Linked DNA regions of Homo sapiens: regions 1 and 3 are each linked to region 2. The links are chromatin contacts, found by Hi-C or POLR2A ChIA-PET in ENCODE. All regions are on one chromosome and are shown on one strand. Each heading gives the region's core, a stretch centred on a gene start or an enhancer-like site at or near the end of the contact. The rest is flanking DNA. Distances are from core to core; before and after follow the strand shown.

Region 1 (2,700 bases), core at 129-2,628, 53 kb before region 2:
TCAGCTTGAACCCTTCTGTGCACAGGGAACTCACTACTTCCTGAGGAAGCCCTGGACTGCACAGTGCTACTCAGACCTGACTGTGGGAAAAGTCTTCCCCATTCTGGTGGAAGCAACCGAACACTACCTGCCTGCTTCATTTACCCTCACACCGACAAGAAAACTGAAGTTCAGAGGCAGCTCAGCCCAGGTCACACAACGGCAGCCTGCAGGGTGGGAATGTGGCCCCTCTTGGTCTACCAGATTCCCTGCATGGCATTTGTTGGCACAGGGCCCGGCTTCCCACTTTCAAGATAACCTGATGGTGTCAACTCGGCCCAGGTCCCTGCTAAGGCGCCGTCTTTCTCCTCCCTTCCACCCCACGGGCACCCTCGGTGGGCCTGAACCTCTGCCTAGGACTCCAGCCTCCCCAGAGCCCCTTTGAAGGCCTCCTCCTCCCAGGGGCTTCCCTCCCTCCTACTCAGCCAGGGAAGGAAGTCCCGGCCACCACCCGCCCAAACGCAGCCCCCGGGATCACACGCATTTCCAGCCGAGGATCCTGTTACTGGAAAAAGAAAATGCTGCTCGCACCTCCCCCTCCGTCTCGTCCTGCCTCCTGAGCTTGATGGAGAGAAACTTTGCAAAGGAGCTGGCGCCCACCCGCTCGAGGGGTCACGGTTCCTTCCCTGAGGTCCACCCACTTGTCCTAGCACCCAAGAGGTGGGGAGCCCGTTAAGTTCCTGGAAAGGGAAGAAAGAAGTCCGCGGCCTGGGCTGGGAAGGCAAGGTGTGGGAAAGCTCAGATCCACCCTGGGTTACTTTATTGCCCGGCTGCTGAGTAAACTGAGGCACAGTGGGGTAGGAGGTCTGATCTGAGATGCGGAGAAAGATTCCAGGCTCCCCTCTCCCTGTCCCTGGCTTAAGAGGAGACCCTAGAGCCTCGGCTTCCCCCGGCGAGAGGAGGACTAAGCAGAAGCTGGGGGAATGGGGGGTCCGGCAGACTCAGGAAGGGGCGGATGAGGAAACCCCCGGCAAATGGCTGGAAGGAGGATCCCGGTCCCTAGCATCCCAGGGCATCAGGTGGCTTAGTGGCCTTAGGAGGGTCTAGGGGTCAGGGGTCGGGGTGGCGCCTACCCCTGGCAGGCCGGGTCCGGCTGCGGGAGCGGCTCCTCTGTCGCTGCAGCCGGGGCCGCCTCAGCAGCCGGTAGTAGTAGGAGGACCTCCCGGTGCTCTTCCTGGCGCTGCCGCCCGCGGACATGCTGCCGCCCGCCGGGCACCGGGCCGGGCCTGGGCGCGCTCACACGGGCCCCATCGGCCGCTCCGGACAGCCCGGCGGGCGCCCACGCGTTCTCCCGCGCTCGCCCGAGCGGCCGCCGAGGCCCTGGCTGCCCCACAAAGTCGCTCAAACTCCTCCTCCGCCTCCTGCCCCCTCCCGCTCCCCGAGCAGCCGGCCCCGCGGCGGGGGCTGGGGACCCGGAGGCCGGGCTGGCACCGGCCCGGAAAGTCAGTGCGGGAGAAATCCCGGCCTGGAATCGGCGGGGCGAGGCGGCCCGGAGTTTCCCCGGGACCCCAGACGGGTCGTCCCGAGGGTTCTGGCTCCCACCCCCGCCCCCGAGGGTTCGACCGTCGACCTGAGGGCGCACCAGGCACCCAATCCCGCCAGCGCGGGTAGACGGTGCACACCTGCTTGTGCGCTCTCCGGAGCCCGGGGTAGGACGCATGCTTGGGGACGGTCACCTTCAATTAGGGTCCGTTCCTGCCCCAGGCTCGCTGGGCTGAGAAACGACCCTCACTGCTCCGCAGGCCCTGGCCCAGCCAGGTTGAAAGACTCCCCTGTGATGCAGGATACTTGCCTCTTCTTTACGTTTTAAAGGTTGTCCCGTCTGATACACGTATCATTTTTATGTAATTAAAATTACGGTGTCTGTTTCAAGCACTCAAAGCACTGAAGGCAGGGCAGAACAATCCCTACCCTACCGTAGGCACCAGAAACTCAGGGTGGCAGAAGGAAAGGTACCAACTCCCTCTATTGCATTGGCTGAAAAACTTTCTCCAAGTCACTCCTCAGCTCAAGAGCTTTCCGTGGCTCCCCAGAGCACAATGGCAATACGTCTAAACATCCTTGTTATTTGGACCCCAAATAATCTTGCCCCAACCAAAGTCCCCTCCAGCCTCACCTCTGCTCCCCCTAATTCTCACTTCTCTTTGCTGTGCTGCCAGCAGGGACTGCCTTCTTGGCTATTTTCTCCACCCGACCAAAGTCCACCCTTTCAGGACCCAGCTCCTCCACCCTTCCCTAACCATGGCCCACAGTGATCTCTCTCTCTCCCCGCCCCTTATCTCTTTAGCAATATTCGTCGTTTAAATTATTAAGACACCTGCCTGAGCTGCCTCCTTTGAAGTACAGAGGGGGAAACTGAGGCCTTGGCAAGGAGGTCTTGCCTCAGTCACATGGAAAGTGGCAGAGGCAAGTGGTCTTAGCCTGGGGCTCTCAACATTCAGACTTAGGGGTGGGGGGTGTGAGTCACCGCAAGTGCCTGAGGCCGGCTAGGGGATCTTCCTCCAGAACAGTGGGGAAGGTGGGGCCCTGGAGTGGGCGGGGCCGTCTGGGCAGAAATCCAGGCCGGGTTTTGCACCTCACAGGGGAAGCCCCCTCCCTAGCGCTCTCAGCCAGCGGGGAGGGTCCCTAGTCCTGCGGAGCCTGTCTCACAGCTGGAAGCCA
Region 2 (2,700 bases), core at 168-2,667:
CCTTCCTCGCGATCCCCTGTATTGTACTCTCCCAAGAACCCAGCGCCAGCCCTGGGTCCCGGCGGTCGAGATCTGGGCAGGGCGCACAGGAAAGTTTAAAGGCTCAATGCATCGCGCAGATTTCCTTGCGGGAGAGGGGACTGTAGGGGAAAAGCGGGGTAAATAAAGCAAAGTCGCCGCCCATTCCTCAGTCCCCTACCCCAACACCTCGCATCGGAGCCCCCGGATCCTCTCGAACCCGGGATGCCGCTCGGATCCCGGCAAACCACCGAGCCCCCCTCCACCTGAGCCGCGGCCCCCAGCTTTTACCTCTACGCGCGGGCCGGGCCGCTGGGCGCTGCCATCCCAAAGGCTCCGGAGCCTGAGCGGCCCAGGGCCAGGGTTGCGAAGCGGCGGAGTCGCGGTGTCGCCGGGCGGCTGCAGGAAAGTTTCCTTCGCGCCAGCTGGGCCGAGTGGAGCGGGGCGGGCGGAGTAGGCGGCTGGCCAGGCAGGAGCGCGCTACGGCCGGCTCCGCGCCTCCCCCGGCGCCGCCGCTCTACGGCTCCCGGGCTCCCGCGGCCACCCGGCCTGCCCAGCCCTGCCAATCGCAGGCCCAGCCGCCCACAGCTCCGCCCGCCAGGCCCGGGACCCAGCGCGGGCGGGGAGCAGAGGGGCGGGGGCGCACCTGTTTGGTCAATCGACCTCCCCACCACCGCCCCGCCCAGGCCGGACTGGGCAGAGCCGAGGCCCTCCGCTCCGAGCACACGCTCCCCAGCCTGGTGCCGGCCCGAGATGCCGGCGGGACCACACGCCCCCTCCCCTCCCGGAGTCCCCAGGCCTCCAGGAGTCCAGAGATAACCTCTGCTTCCGTTTCGGCGCTATGAGGGTACGGGACCGAGGAGTGGGCCGCGACTTTGCTTTACTTATCCCTCTTCCACCCTACAGCTCCCCTTCCCGCTAGAATCTTCCCGCATCCGCTGACCCCTTAAACTTTTATGTGCGCCCTGCGTGGATCTCCAACCTCAGGAGCCGGGGACTAATGGGGGGAACTAGAGCTTGGGAAGGGGACAGTGCGGGGTGTCACAGGGAAGGCACCCCAGCACTCCCACCAACAGAAACTCCCGAGGACTCCAGCTGGCTGGAGGGAACGTCCCGCGAACGTCTGCGACCCGCTTCAGCAAGCGTGACTGAATATTAAAGCGTGACTATCTTATTGACCCATTTCCCAGATAGGCACACTGAGGCCAGAGCGGGGCGAACGCTTTTCGGACCGTGGTGGCGGGACAGCGACGTTTTCCAGCTAAAGGTGGGTTTGCTGAGAGCTCCTGCCTCCTTTTCCCAGCCCTACGCGGATGCCTGTGTTCGTCCTCACCTTGCCGCCAGTCGCGGATCTGGGGCCAAGGAGGAGAAACAGGCCCCGGGCAAGTGCCCGCGTAGGGCGAGGGCGCGCCTGGAGGCGCACGGCCTTACCTCCGCAGCAGAGCGTGTCCTCGCAGAGCGCGCAGGCTGGAGGCCCCAGCAGGGGCAGGGAGGCCCAGGCGAGGGCGCGGAAGGAGGCACCGCCAGCTCCCATCTCGGACGGCCTCGGCAGTGCCTCGGCCAGCGGGCCTGCCACCCTCCGCGGCACCTGTGGGGCCAGCGCGGTGCCCGCGGCCTCCGCCTCCGTGGTCGGTCCCGGGCCAGGCCCGGGGTGAGGGGTGTGCAGGGCTCCCGGCTCCTTGAGCCGTCCCGGCTCAGAATCCAACGGCGGCTCGCAGGTCGAGCTGGGCAGGGCGCTATTTTTAGCGAGAGCTGCTCTCCCAGTCGTACAGACAGAACCAGTTAATTCGGCCGCTGGGGACGGGCCTGCACGGTGAACTCCCCGAACGGCAGCCGGAGCTCTGCTGAAAGCTGATCCTTCGCATTCCTGCCTCTCGAGGCGGGAGGGCGGGAGGACGCCTGTAATTCCAGGGGGAAGCCAGCGTCCTCTCTGAAGACAGCGCCTGGGCCCAACTGCACGCCAAAAATGGGGCTCTTTAAATTGGCTCTGAAACCTGGCGCGACTTGATGCTGATGCCAAGCCGCAGACGATGTCCCATAAAATGTCCATCTACTGTCTCACCCTTCCCACCGGTCTCCAGCACTGGGAAGAGCCTCCCAGAAATGGGGTCTCAGCCCCAGCACCCACCAGAAGCTGGCACGGTCATCACTCAGGAGCTACTTGTTGAATGAAGGCAGGAAGGAGTGAAATCCGATACCAGGGTCAGTGGAAGTCTTCGGAGCATATGCGATGGATGCACAGGGTGGCTTTGAAATCTTATAGAACCCCTAATCCAACACTTTCTGGCTGTGCGACCTTGGCAAATCATCTTACCTCTGTTTTATCTTCTCAGTTTTACCTTCTGCCTCAGTTTTATCTTCTGCAAAAAGGGAGTTTTAGAACTCCAAGAGATAGTATGCAAGAAATCCTTTTGTAAACAAAAGCATTATGTAGATGTTCATGTAAAACGTGATGAGAGAGCTGCAAAGGTGAACACAAGTTTCTACTCTCAGGAAGTCACTAGCACTCCTCTAATTCGAGAGAGGAGGTGCTAAGGACCCCAAAATGTACAATCACAGCATCTGGTATTAGCCCAAGGGTAGATAAATTGGCCAGTGGACTAGAATAGAGGCTGCAAAAATTGACCCATACAGGTATGGAAACTTGATATGTAGCAGAGATGGCCCTGCAGGTCAGTGGGA
Region 3 (2,700 bases), core at 41-2,540, 48 kb after region 2:
TCACGAACATTCGCTCATGGCACAGCAATGTATGGAGCACCTGCTGAGTGCTGCATGGTCCTGGCCCTGAGAGAGCAGTAATGACCCAGGAAGACAGACCCCTGCCCTCCTGAGGCCACCGTCCAATGAAAGAGGCAGGCAATAAACCCATCATTAGAATCAAGTGTGAAGCCTGGGCGTGGTGGCTCACGCCTGTAATCCCAACACTTTGGGAGGCCAAGGCAGGAGGATCAGTTGAGGTCAGGAGTTCGAGACCAGCCTGGCCAACATGGCAAAACCTCGTCTCTACTAAAAATACAAAAATTAACCGGTGTGCACCTGTAATCCCAGCTACTTGGGAGGCTGAGGCAGGAGAATCGCTTGAACCTGGGAGGCAGAGGTTGCAGTGAGCAGAGATCGTACCACTGCACTCCAGCTTAGGTGACACAGCGAGACTCCATGTGATGTTGAGAAAGGGAAGCCTGGGGGACCTTTGGGGGCTGGGCGGCAGGGGGGTGCTTCCGGGAGGAGGCAACATTTAAACTATAGGTCTGAAGGATGAGTCAGAGTTAGCCAAGAAGAAAAAGGAGTGAAAAGGTGTTTGAGTGAATGGGAATGGCATGTGGGAACCTCAGAGGTAAGAAAGTGCCTGACAGGTTTAAGGGAATGAAGGGATTAAGTGAGATGGAGCATTGGGTGTTGGCGGTGGTAAGGAACCTCAGGAGTCAGGCTTAGGGACTTGGACCTTCTCCTGAGGGCGATAGGGAGCCATTGCGTGTCTTAAGCAGGGAGTGGCTTGCTCAGATTTGCATGTGGGAGAATTCAGAGACAGATCAGAAACACTCAACCTCAGCCCAGAGGGGCCCAGGCAAGACCCCCCTCTCCCTCCTCTGTAGTTCCCTTGACGCGTGAGGTGGGTCAACACGGCTTGCACTCCCCCAAGGACCCGAACCTAAGGTCCTCTGGAGGCAGGCCCCAAGCCTGTCCTAACAAGTGCCGTGAGAGCCCTCCAGGCCTGCTCTGGGAATCCAGTCTTGTCGCCAGGAGACACGAGCCCATTTGACTCCGGTGGGGGGAGGTGGGCTGGGCGGCACCACCGCGTGAATGCTCCGGAGCTACCCACGGAGGCGACTGACTGGCTGCCAGCGTGCGCTCCGGATGCCACCTGGTAAGGCTGTCGGCGGGAGGCCAAAGAAATCAATCAGGTCCCGAAGACACGCCGCCCCCTCCCTGCCACAACAGTCCCCTGCCCTCGGAGCCTGGAGAGGCTGGGCTGTCCCCGCAGCGCCACCGTGTGGGCGAGGTGGTCACGACGGCAGGTGGTCGGGGCGCTCAGCTGGAGGTGCTGGTGCTGGGGAGAGCGGAGGACACCGCGGGATCGGCAGGCGTTGGGGACCCCACGGCAGCCATCGATCCTATTCTCATCACATAGTTTCAAATTAATTTTTTCAAAACGGAAACATATTTGCGGCCTGTTTGTGACTTGTAATTATTAAGTAATAATATACTTCCTGAAAACAACATGCAAACTCCATGGACTATAGAAAAAGGCAGGCATGGGCAGCTTCCCTGCAGAATTCCATCCCACCACAACCTCTGATTGCATTTTGGCAAACAGGCTTCAGATTATTTTTCTGGCTTCTTTTTTTTTTAAGTCAGGGTCTAGCTCTGTCGCCCAGGCTGGAGTGCAGCGGAGCGGTCATGGCTCACTGCAGCCTCCACTTGCCTGGGTCAACCGATCCGCCCACCTCAGTCTCTCAAGTAACTGGTACTACAGGCACGCACCACCATATGTAGGTAGTTTTTTCATTATTATTTTTGTAGAGACAGGGTCCCACTCTGTTGCCCAGGCTGGTCTCAAACTCCTGAGGTCAAGCAGTCCTCCTGCCTCAGCCTCCCAAAGTGCTGGGATTACAAGCATGAGCCACCATGCCCAGCCCAGATTTTCTTCAACAGAAAGAATATATGTATATGTATATATATATATATATATATATTCACACACACACAAATGAGGTCATATTGCATATGCCTAATGTTCTGCCACTTGCTTTGCTTTTTAAACATTTTTATCAACTGTGGAGTTCGGAGAAAAGAATATTTATTTAGATTGGGCTTGGTGGCTCACACCTGTAATCCCAGCACTTTGGGAGGCCGAGGTGGGCGGATCATGAGGTCAGGAGATCGAGACCATCCTGGCCAACATGGTGAAACCCCATCTCTACTAAAAATACAAAAATTAGCTGGGCATGGTGTCATGTGCCCATCATCCCAGCTACTCGGGAGGCTGAGGCAGGAGAATTGCTTGAATCAGGGAGTCGGAGGTTGCAGTGAGTGAGCTGAGATCGCCCCACTGCATTCCAGCCTGGCAACACAGCAAGACTCCATCTGGAAAAAAAAAATTTATTTAATATACGTGCAGTATATGAATCAGGTTGAAGTGGGACACTGTGTGCCCACCGTCCAATTTAAGAACATTTTAATTACCCTGAAGTTTCTTTTAAAAATATATTTTTCCCTCCTTTCTCACCTTATTATGGATTATATGGGTTTTTTTGTTTGTTTTGGTGGGTTTTTTTTTTTTTTTTTTGGACAAAGTCTTGCTCTATCACCCAGGCTACAGTGCAGTGGTGCGATCTCGCTCACTGCAACCTCCGTCTCCCAGGTTCAAGCGATTCTCGTGCCTCAGCCTCCTGAGTAGCTGGGATTACAGGCACCCAT

The links. A loop is a pair of places that touch in the nucleus more often than their neighbours do. ChIA-PET counts read pairs that join two places held with the same protein, here RNA polymerase II (POLR2A). Pooled maps may share reads with other maps.
Region 1: a loop to region 2 is called in a map of PC-9, with 11 times the contacts of the local background. The contact joins the promoter of DAB2IP here to the enhancer-like site in region 2. A Hi-C loop is called at or near these places in 6 of 168 maps with a recorded cell type or tissue (PC-9, aorta, ascending aorta and 3 more) and 5 of 50 pooled maps. POLR2A ChIA-PET finds 5 or more read pairs at or near these places in 2 of 52 experiments (H1 and activated T-cell).
Region 3: a loop to region 2 is called in a map of heart right ventricle, with 5 times the contacts of the local background. The contact joins two enhancer-like sites. A Hi-C loop is called at or near these places in 53 of 168 maps with a recorded cell type or tissue (CD14-positive monocyte, Caco-2, HCT116 and 30 more), 1 of 37 single-sample maps with no recorded cell type and 33 of 50 pooled maps. POLR2A ChIA-PET finds 5 or more read pairs at or near these places in 10 of 52 experiments (AG04449, AG04450, Caco-2 and 5 more).

The regions. Positions count from the first base shown.
Region 1 is chr9:121,650,312-121,653,011 of GRCh38, reverse strand. DAB2IP (DAB2 interacting protein) reads right to left here and starts at 1,378. Exons shown (of 16, transcript NM_001395010.1): 1 at 1,113-1,378. The coding sequence starts at 1,236.
Region 2 is chr9:121,597,376-121,600,075 of GRCh38, reverse strand. It overlaps a transcript of DAB2IP not described here. Among named protein-coding and RNA genes, the nearest start is that of DAB2IP, 53 kb to the left of the region's middle. RefSeq lists enhancers at 577-1,542, 1,543-2,510. Within about 2 kb of position 1,417, at least 27 of the 41 ENCODE cell types and tissues checked have a DNase peak (open chromatin) inside an H3K27ac peak, as active enhancers do; they include PC-9, ascending aorta, gastrocnemius medialis and 1 more, where a contact is called at or near this core.
Region 3 is chr9:121,549,226-121,551,925 of GRCh38, reverse strand. All of the region lies in intron 1 of LOC107987016 (a long non-coding RNA gene), which reads left to right. Among named protein-coding and RNA genes, the nearest start is that of GGTA1, 51 kb to the right of the region's middle. Within about 2 kb of position 1,290, at least 2 of the 41 ENCODE cell types and tissues checked have a DNase peak (open chromatin) inside an H3K27ac peak, as active enhancers do; they include gastrocnemius medialis and heart right ventricle, where a contact is called at or near this core.